Linked DNA regions of Mus musculus: region 2 is linked to region 1. The links are chromatin loops, found by intact Hi-C in ENCODE. Cell type or tissue: gastrocnemius. All regions are shown on one strand. Links, peaks and the distances in the headings refer to the core of each region. The heading gives the core; the rest is flanking DNA. Region 1 has its middle 60 kb from the start of Gm41233. Region 2 overlaps Lmo7 (LIM domain only 7).

Evidence for each region. A loop is a pair of places that touch in the nucleus more often than their neighbours do. Peaks named below come from ENCODE experiments on the same cell type or tissue, not always from the same donor. Only the 100,000 strongest peaks of a DNase experiment are listed, where the experiment ranks them.
Region 2: a loop joins it to region 1, with 9 times the contacts of the local background. A loop is called at or near these places in 15 of 42 quality-filtered maps.

What each region holds. Positions count from the first base shown.
Region 1 is chr14:102,507,484-102,512,866 of GRCm38, reverse strand. No RefSeq gene overlaps it. Among named protein-coding and RNA genes, the nearest start is that of Gm41233, 60 kb to the left of the region's middle. In gastrocnemius, for the core only: a CTCF peak has its summit at 2,234 (motif pointing right); a DNase peak (open chromatin) is centred at 2,244.
Region 2 is chr14:101,771,923-101,777,305 of GRCm38, reverse strand. The region is part of intron 1 of Lmo7 (LIM domain only 7); the gene reads right to left. Among named protein-coding and RNA genes, the nearest start is that of Lmo7, 45 kb to the right of the region's middle. In gastrocnemius, for the core only: a CTCF peak has its summit at 2,486 (motif pointing left); no DNase peak of the experiment used is centred there.

The DNA of each region.
Region 1 (5,383 bases), core at 278-5,277:
TTTATTGCCCTTGTAAAGGACGTAAATGTGATTCCAAGCATCTCTATCTGGTGACTCACAGCTGCCTGAATCCCCAGGAGATCTGATGTCTTTTTCTGTGTTTTGCCCATAACTCTGCATGATGTTGTTCTCCTTTATATATACATATAATTAAGAACAAGCAAACAAAACCCCCCAAATCTTTTTAAAAAAAAAAAAGACAACTTCAGGCTTGAAAATGAAATGTTAGCAACATTCAGAAGATAAGAATAACAGCTCATCCATTTGGTGTCTAGAAGATCTTGATGGTGAGCATCTGACCATCAGAAACTCCCTGGTTCTTGTCTGTGTTAGTACCAGTCATCCTATTCCTGGCTTCAACTCAAATCAATTATTTTTATTATCTCTGTATGTTATACAAGGTGTAGACATTTTAATTCCTACTAGTCACAGATCTTAAGACTTCTAAGAAGTATGAAGAGCAGTTTTTAATTCTCCCAAACTTTTAGAACTTTTAAAAAGGGCAATAAAATAAATTGAATTTTCCATCTCCTGGAGACGTTTGAGTGTCAAAAGCACCCCCTTGTAGCCCAAGGTTGTACATCATAACTCCTCAGATTTCACAACAGTTTATTACAGTGAAAAAAAACCCACCCACCTGGCCCTGAGTACATATCCAATTTATGAGCATCCGAAGAAGACAGATTCAGATACATTAAAATGTGGTTTCTGCATTGATCGTGATATGCAGCCACATAAAAAACAATGCACAGAACACCTTTACTACCCAACAGCTGTGGGGGAATCGTTGAGTAGAAATTATCCCAGCTTGGGAACATTAGATTAGACATGAACACAAATTATAGGTATTAATTTATTTGGGAAAAGTTGAACATTTAAGAAGGCCATTTCGCCAGTGGAAACAAAGATGAGAAACTGTCAAATGGATCTGAGTTGTGCAGAATTCTGCCTGGCTTCCAGGAACAGAATTGGAAACAGATGTCCTCCTAGAATGTGAACATGATCTTATTACCAGACGTTTCTTTAAATGAAACCCTCAGAAACAAAATGGTTCTTTAGTGGACGCTCAGTCAAAGGCAAAGAAATAATAGATAAGTTGAGAAATATGTCATAGTCTTTGAATTTCATAAGTAGATCATGGCAATTTAGAGGCCATTTTCTGGAATGCTTCAAAAAACTTGATTCAAATATAACTCTTCTTTCTTCGTGGACATTATTATAAATGAGAAAACATATTTAATGGAAATACTAGAGCCTATAAAGCAGTCCTAAATTTTCCTCTTTTTTATAATTTATCTTTTTAATTAGGTATTTTCTTCATTTACATTTCCAATGCTATTCCAAAAGTCCCCCACATGCTCCCCCCCACCCCGCACTCCCCTACCAACCCACTCCCACTACTTGGCTCTGGCGTTCCCCTGTACTGAGGCATATAAAGTTTGCAAGACCAAGGGGCCTCTCTTTCCAGTGATGGCCGACTAGGTCATCTTTTGATACATATGCAGCTAGAGTCAAGAGCTAGCTCCGGGGTACTGGTTAGTTCATATTATTGTTCCACCTATAGGGTTGCAGATCACTTTAGCTCTTTGGGTACTTTCTCTAGCTCTCCATTGGGGGCCCTGTGATCCATCCATTAGCTGACTGTGAGCACCCACTTCTGTGTTTGCTAGGCCCCGGCATAGTCTCACAAGAGACAACTATATCAGGGTCCTTTCAGCAAAATCTTGCTAGTGTATGCAATGGTGTCAGTGTTTGGAGGCTGATTTCAGGCTTTAGTGCGTTTAATTTGGGCTAAGCAGAGGCAGCACCCACATATTTGTAGTTAAAGAATTTTAAGAATCAAATGGTGTGTTCTAAAGATGGGGAAATTACTGCCATTGATATAAAATCAACAAACTTCATCTGAACTGTTTTTAAATGATCTCCATAACTCTTGTTTTAAAATTCTGGCATGAGTGAGAGGTACTTTTCACTTGTTCCATGTTTCTGATTTTTTTTTTTTAATTAGCTGCAGTTCCATGTATGTTTGGTTAATTATTAGGGAATCTTTTTTCAAGAAAAATGAATATTTTTTCTTGAATGTTAAATTTATATTAACAAAACATATGTTATGACATTGTGCCACAGCTCTACACACAGTACTCCAAGTGCAATAAAATCTTAAAAGTTGGTTCTTGAGTTTTACTGGGAACTTGGACTCCAGCGATGGGACGGTAACTTTAGTAGGCACCACCAGGGGGCAGCAGAGGCTGCAGGATCTCAAGGCGGAACATGGGTTTCCCAGGTAGGATGGGTACTGTCAACCTCCAACCAGTCTCCAGTTTTGCTACAAGGTATTTCGGTAGGGTGGTCATCAAAATATCTGTAGAGTCTTGAAACTCTATTCTGTAACCCCAAGTTATAACCTAGAGGATGTGGTCAATGCTTGTCCAGAAACTCCTTATCATTCTCATAAGGAAAAGACAACAGAAAGGGTTTCTCAGCAAAGGAAGGTATGAATGACTCATCCAAGATGGTGCCTGCTTTCTCATGGGGTTAACTCTAGAGAAGGAAGACATTGGCCATAAACACAGTGGTCTTGGGAGCTCATCTGAATGTTTTGTTTTATATTCTTTATTCACATGACAAAAAGAAAGCCCAACTAGCCAAGTACCTTCCCTGGGGTCCCTAACAGGTTAGAGTCCCTACTTACGATATGTTTAATATTGGCATCAAAAGCACTGTTGGAAGTTAGAATACAATGCCTTGTTCTAGGTCACATATGGCACCTTTTGGTATATTGTTTCTTTCAAATTAGTATCTGTTACTATGCTGCTTATATGATTTTTTTTTCCTTACATCTTCTGAGGTCAAGTACAAATCATTTCGTTTATACTTTTTGGAAGAACTGAATTAAGAAAGAGCTGAATAAAGTCTGGGGCAGCAAAAGAATATAACCACCAAAGTCGTTATGGATCTAACAATATTACCTACTGTCTTAGTCAGGGTTTGTATTCCTGCACAAAACATCATGACCAAGAAGCAAGTTGGGGAGGAAGGACTTTATTCAACCTTATACTTCCACATTGGTTGTTCATAACCAAAGGAAGTCAGGTTAGGAACTCACACAGGGCAGGAACTTGGGGGCAGGAACTGATGCAGAGGCCATGGAAGGGTGCTGCTTACTGGCTTGCTACCCCACCTTGCTCAGCTCGGTGTATTGGGTGATAAGGTACAGGAGTAGGTATTAGGGAGGTGATCCTTTTATTGAAGATTGGCAAAAACATGACTGTCTTCCTGTATCTCACCTTGGATAACTTGGGATGACTAAACTGTTGTCTGAATATGTTTCCTGGAGAAACAATATATCTTTAAGTAAAGGAGAGCAAAGTCTCATATTGTGCACCATGGGGATAAGAAGAGATTACCAAGAAGACACTTGCTGTGAAGAATGAGTAAAAGGTCTCGTCAGGAGCTCTATGAGTGCCTAGAAGTTTGCACAAATTAAGCACTTATTTCATATCCAGGTCTGGGTCAGTCCACGTGGGTATGAGAGACAAGATTCTCCTTTTCAGAACTAAGAATTGCCTATTGAGATAGGTGTTTAGACTTGCTTGTTGGGATAATCTTAATAATTGACTTGGGAATAGTCATATTTCTTATGGGTAGGAAATTTCATGGGTAGAGATCCTGAATGCTATAAGATGGAAAATGAGAGCTGAGCATACATTTATTGTCTCTCTGCTTGTTGACTGCAAGTACCATGTGACCAGCTGCCTACTGCCTTGATTACCTAGTAATGTTATATTCTGCTTTTACACTGAGTCATAAAAAACAATTTCTCTCTTAAGTTGCTTTCTTCAGAGTATTTTCTTATTACAGTAATAGAAAAAGAAACTAAGACAGTGTGTGTTATGTGTGTGTAGGTTCATTTCGTTAGATCTTGATCATTATTATAGTTAGAATTTTAGGTTTTTTTTTTTTTTAGTATTCTTCTTTCAAATAATAGTTTTCTTTTACCATATAAATGAGTATCTTTTTAAAAATATTTTAAAATTTGAATAGAAACTAGCCTAATTGCTTCCACAGAGTGCTGACATAGTTAAACCTGTCTCTGTTTTCAAATTAGCACTTCTCTGGAAATGTGACTGAAAGATGGGAAGGTTGACCAGTTGGCTCCAGGTTGCCCTTGCATTCTGATAATTCTATGCCAGCAATGCTAGTTTTTCACATCATCAGAGATCCACCCTGTTTTTTGTTTGTTTGTTTTGGTTTTGTTTGTCTGTGTGTGTGTGTGTGTGTGTGTGTGTGTGTGTGTGTGCAGGAAGCTCAGAAACTGCACTGTAGATCAGCATCTCAGAGAAGCACAAATATATGAATATTAGAGGAAGAGAAGCAGTTACTACAGCCTACAACTTCACTTCAATCACATTAAAAAATCTTATATTTCTTCTTGAGTTTTCTAAGCTACAGGGAGGCAAAAGACCTATGTGGTCTGGTGATTGGTTTTCATTCATTGTCCAGGATGTCTTGCTTGGACTTGTTTGTACAAGGTATGGGATTAACACAGTTGCTCTTCAGATTTCTTCTGAACAATATTCTTCACAAAGCATGATAAATAAAGACAAAGGCAAACATAGTGAATAAGGAACCCCAGCTTAGCAAACAATAGGAAGTCCACAATGAAACTTCCTTTATGAGCCCAGAGAGCTCACACAACTTTACTTGTCTTTTTCTTGTTACAGTACTTCATCAGTCATAAAACACAGCAAAGAATCTTAATCTCAGATGAGATGACAACTCAGAATAGCACTCCATATACCTTCCAGGTCTACGAAGAAGAGGTTGGTCAGTGGCTACCATCCTCTACCTATGACTTGAAACCTCAGACCAATTAAGGCTGCCAACTTTCCTGCCTCCCTTTTGGATAAAGTTGGGAACTATCAAAAATGTGAAGAATCAAGTTGAGATTCTCCTATCTTTCTATGGTCTGTCTTCTGGTCAAATAAGACTTCTATATTTGTATAGATGTTCTGCTATTAATTAGGATAAAATATGTGAATTTCTAATTAATTTATGCACTTTCCATTCTGATTGCAGCCTCCTCTCCCCCCTATTCTCTCAGTCCCACCTTCACAACCCCTCTTCTCCCATCCTCCATCCCCTTTTCAGAGAAGGGAAAGCCCCTCTGGCACACCAAGTTACTGTAGGACTAGGCACATCCTCTCCCACTGAGACCAGAAAAGGGAATATTTAAATTGCATTACTCATCTGCTCCTGTTCCTTTTATCTACTGCATCCCCAAAGTGAGCATTTCTGTTTTGCTCTAACTCACCTGAGTCACCAGTTGTCACACTTTTGTTCAAGAGGCTGTGTTCATATTGAACATTTAGTTGTCAAGGAA
Region 2 (5,383 bases), core at 95-5,094, 740 kb after region 1:
TAGATAGAGTGTTTAGCCCCACGTCCTGACGTCATTTTTACACAGTATAGTTATAGTGAACTCTGCCTAGCACCAACACACACACACACACACACACACACACACACACACACACACACACACACACACCAGTCTGGCAGTCCCACCCCCAGGTGAAGGTGACCTTTCTAAGAATGTTCTCTTGAACCTTCAGAAATGTCCTCTGCTGCTTCCTCCTGGCCTAAAAGAAATAATGTTGTACAGAATTGTACAAACGGAGCCCTTATTAACAGGAAGATAAAGACTGAATGAGTAGAAATCTAATCCCAGCTTTCTCTCCAAAAGGAGCTGAAAAGGCAGCCCGTGCTTATGCAGATGAAGAAAGCCCCTGTGATTTGAATGTAAATGACCCCAAGGACTCACACTGAAGTCTCCCTCTCAGGCTCCTGGGGGGCTTTAAGAAATGATGTGGGGGACTTTTGGGATAGCATTGGAAATGTAAATGAAATAAATACCCAATTAAAAAAAAAAAGAAAAGATATGATTGGAGCTTAAAGCTACTGGTGAATTCTTGGCTGAGTGGGCTCTTAGGAAATTGAGCCTAGTTGGGCAAACTATGACACTCGTGGAAATTTCTGCAGGTATACCCTGTCCCAGGCCCTTCCCTTCCCCTGCTCTCTGCTTCTTTACAACCATGAAGAAAATAACACTCCTCCTCCATAGCCTTCCTGCTGTGATTTCTCTGCTGTCCTGCTAGCACAAAAGTGATGAAGCCAGGAAATGAGAGTGGAGCCTTCTAAACTGTGAATCAGATAAGTTTGTCTTCCCTCTGGTGGTTTAACATAGGCACTTTATCCTACCATCAAAAAGTGACTAACCCGAGAATCCTTTGGGGATTTCCTTAAATATGGAGTAAATTTTAAGAATTAAAAGCAAAGAAACAAAAAACCTTCCAAACAAAATAAAATTCCAACCTCAAGCTTGGGAGGAGAGAAAGTACTAGAGAGATAAACTGAAGAATCAAGAGGTAGTCCATGGACTTTCAAACAAAGTCCAGAGCAAGGAGCTTTACCCAAACTCTTGAAGCCGGAGACAGGCTGAGGAAACAGAAACAAGAACTCTTAAGTCAGACACTGAAGCAAAGACTCCAGAGCAGGCTGGGAGCTAAGGTAAAGCCGGGGGCCAGGGGACTCAGACCAGTGAGCTCCTGGAAAGCTGGAGAAGGCTCCCACTGCATTCTCCACTGCACAGAGAGGGTGCTGAAACCGTGAGGAGAGTTTTTGTTGTTCACATCCTAAGCAACTTCCATCTTCTTTTGGGCTGAGGCAAAGTCTAAATGGAAATCCAACAACAGCAACCAGAGAAGGCGCTCATCTTGGCCTGCATTTGTCAGCACAACCCGTGGCTCGAGAAAGCTTGCTTTACTGAAAAGTTCTTTCTGCTTTTGTGAAGTATGTCAGAAAATCGACATAAATAAAAAAATTAAGCCTAGAGCATGGGATCGTTCTTTACAGTGTTAAGCTTATTGTTGTAAAGGGAAGGAAATGCCACTCTCTGTTCTCTATATAAGGTTTCTAAATACACAAATGAGGGTCAAGTGACAATATTCATAAGTGATAGGTCACTTCATTTTTCCATCATTGGCAGCCACACACTTCATATTTTAACTTAGCTGGGTGGTATTTATCCTGACTTTTTGTTTTTAAGATTCCCCTTATAATGGATAATTCAAAGTGCCAAGAGGCCCTCACATGATATTGGCTTTACAAACAACTACATCAAATATATAAAGGTAATTATTAAATCTTTACTGGGAAGCAATGGACTCTTGTAGGAACAGTGTTAAAAGCCATTGATTACTTTTTATATACCTTCAAATAAAATGTTTCAATTAAAAAATAAGACGTATCAAATGTTGTAAGGAGTTATGTACTCAATTTTATAACTCTGCTTGGCCAGAGAGAATAGGATTGAGAGGAAAAACAAGAACACACCATAACACACATACATACATACATACATACATACACACAAACACACATACATATACATACCACATACACACACACAACCCACTACACTCATATACACATATACACACCACATACACACTGCACACATACCACACACACATATACATGCATACCATATACATACAAAAATACACACAACACACTCATACACATAACACATACCCACCACACACACAACACAACACACACATATACAACACTATGCACACATCTACACACAGCACACACATGACACAATACACACACATATAAACATATACACCACACACACACATTTTGTTAACCAAATGAAGAAAGGGCGAGAAGGAAAATTTCAAAACCCTTTGCAACATCCTCTTGACTCTGGAAGTGCCCCCCATCTTCACCCCCACACCCCACCCCCACCCCTGCCATGCGCAGATCTCGGTGCTATTCTCCAGAATACAATGAACAGAGGTTGGATGAATACTGCCCTCTGGTGGTGGGGAAGGCCTGTCCCTCACTAGGGCTTTCTCCCAATTTATCCAAATTCTTTTTTATGATCAATAGCTTTCCCCAATTCTTTTTCTTTCTCCTGGGTCAGGAGAAGTAGTAGTGTCGAGGGATGGGGAAGAGTTAAGAGGAGAATCAGTGAAAATAAATTGTGTTTGGAAATATCATAATGAAACCTAATACTATAGATATATTAGCTGATAGTTTAAAATATTTTTAATCTAAAACAAACAAAAAACTATTCATCCACTCTCATCTCTCCTGCCCTTTCTTCCGGGTAAGGAGCCAGCAAAAGGGTACCAAGCAAGAATCAGGTGTCTGACCTTTATCCAACAATAAATCTTCCAGTATCTTACTCTTAGACTTCCCAGCCTTCAGACTTATGAGAAATAAATTGTTTAAAACACCCGAATCTCTGGCACTCTGTTACAACAGCCCAAGCTGACTAGACAGAAGTTTTACATTTGCATGCCTTTGCCCTGGTTCCCTGCAAGGACTGGCTTTCTGTCATTCTCCAAACATTGACTATACATGTATAGTCATGTATACATGTACACATGTCCTTAGGCTACCATGCGCAGGCTCTCGATCATATACACTCCTGATGGCAACTTCAATGTATTTGGCCACTTTTAGGGCCTATAAGAGGTGGACTGAAAAGCTTGGACCAGTTGAACTTTATTTTCAGTGAGTTAGTATAAAGGAAGTGATGATTTTTCTGCCTAGGTTTGATGTGCATACTCTTCCCTTGTTTTCGGTACATAATTATGGCTGATGGTGAGTGTCACTGTTGAAGCTCAGAAAAGAACACGTCAAGGTAAACAAACTAAAAACAAGCTCTCAGAAGCAGCTGCTATCTCCTGCCCTCTGGTCTGTCCTCCATCCCTTCTCCAGTAACACTCAGAGAGGTAGGGGTTGACACAAAAGACCAAGGGCACTTAATGTTCGTGCAGAAGACCTGAATTCAGTTCTCAACGCTTATATAAGGCTCACGACCATCTGTCACCAGTGCCATCTTCTGACATCCAGGGACACCAGGTGTGCACATGAGCACATACAGACATTTAGGCAAGCAATCACATGCATAAAAGGAAATAAATACACCTTGAAAATTAATAACAAAGAACTGAAGAGAAGGGTCATTCTTTAAGATTTTCTCACTTAGCCAAAGACACAGCCTCCAAATAGGAACCCAGCTGTCATAAGCCTTAACATGGTTTGGTCCGAAATATCTCCTAAGGGTCAATGTGTCAAAGTCCTTTCCTCGGCTGACCACTACTACGTAATTGAAGGCAGAGGTCTAGAAAGCAGCAGTTCTGAGTCTTACCTTTGGTCAAAATGGGACTCTGGTTTCTGCTATACCTTCCTTCCTCTTTTGCAGCACCTTAACAAAGCAACATGTCCAAGAGGCTGCGTGTGAGGACGCACCCAAACCTGGAGACCTCATGGGTGGGCCAACAGGGCTAACCACCTCCTCATGCTGCACCCTAATTTCTGTCATGAGTCCTACAAAATGTCCCTAGACTATTAAACTTAATAGCATCCCATTGTGGAAGGACACCCACCCCCCCCCCTCGTAAAAATATCTTTAACAATGGACCTTTGCTGATGTGAGATTGGCTCTGGCAAGTTAGGATCTCGGAAACTCATTGGCCATCAAAACCTCCCCCAAGCCAGTAGCTTTCAAATTCTTGTCTCAGAACTGTGAAGAACAGAAGTCAAGGACCAAAGACCATGAGCTTTAGGAAAGCTTACTGTAGACTCGGTGATGAGAGTGTGGGCAGAGGAGGGCTTTCAAAGCTCCTAAAGAGCAGAAGGGATTCCAGGAGGTAGGGCACCCTCAAGCTATTAGTCTGGGGGCTTCTTACATGACTTATGGAAAACCCTGGAGTGAGGCTGGTGGAAGGATACAAGATGGTCATTCCATCGGGCCCATCCTTGAGATGGGCCACCTCTCAGTGTCAGTCCCACAGTCTTTGCCTCTAGGCAGAACGGCTGCTTTAGGAGAAGGGGAACCTGAAGCTCTCTGGCCTCTCTGCCTCCAGCAAGGGCCTCCTGCTTTGGGGTCACTGCCTTTCCTGGCCAGTTCTATCTTCTCTTCTCATTGCTATGATAAAACTCACCCTCCCTATTGTCCATAAAATTCATTCTTCCAGTTCCCAAGACAATGGGCCTGGAAGCCTCAGGCTTGGGGTTGCATTGGTGGTTGTGGTTTATCCAAGACCCTAGCACCCCACATTATGCTCATCGGAGAGTGAGAGAAAAAAAAATTCTTTATCACCTTTCCTGTATGCATCCAGAACCCTCAAAGTTACAAAACAACTTCCAATGGATGGAAGCCTCAAGGACTGTGAACCTACATAAGCTTCTCCTCTAATTCCCCGGGTATTCTGTCATCTAATTCCCCCAGGTGTTCGGTGACAAAACCAGAATACAAGGACCCTCCCTAAGACACCAACTAGGGAAGCTGTAAACAGGAAAAAAGGCAAGTGTGTAATACCACACCCAGACAGGCCTGTCACAGGCTCTCACTTACTATTTGGAGGGCCTACTCATCTTTCCAAAAGGACAGGACTGTCCCCTGAGTTGCCTTCACCCTACTTCTACAGACCTTTTAGAATAAATATAAGCATCAAAATCTCACTGGGTATTTAGATACCCACTTCTTCTTTCCATGATGCCACCCTGCGATCAGTTTATTGTCTCTTGTTAATCTTCGTAGTTACTGTCAGTTTATTTCCTATTTAGTGGTAAAATCCTCAGAAGGTAGAAAATTATTCTCCCCTCCACCATTTTTCCAAGCTTTTGTTTATTTGGGGGGATGGAGGTTGAACTTGAGACTTTGTACAGGCTAAGGCAATATTCCAACCACTAATTCTAGCCAAAAATTCAGCACGTGA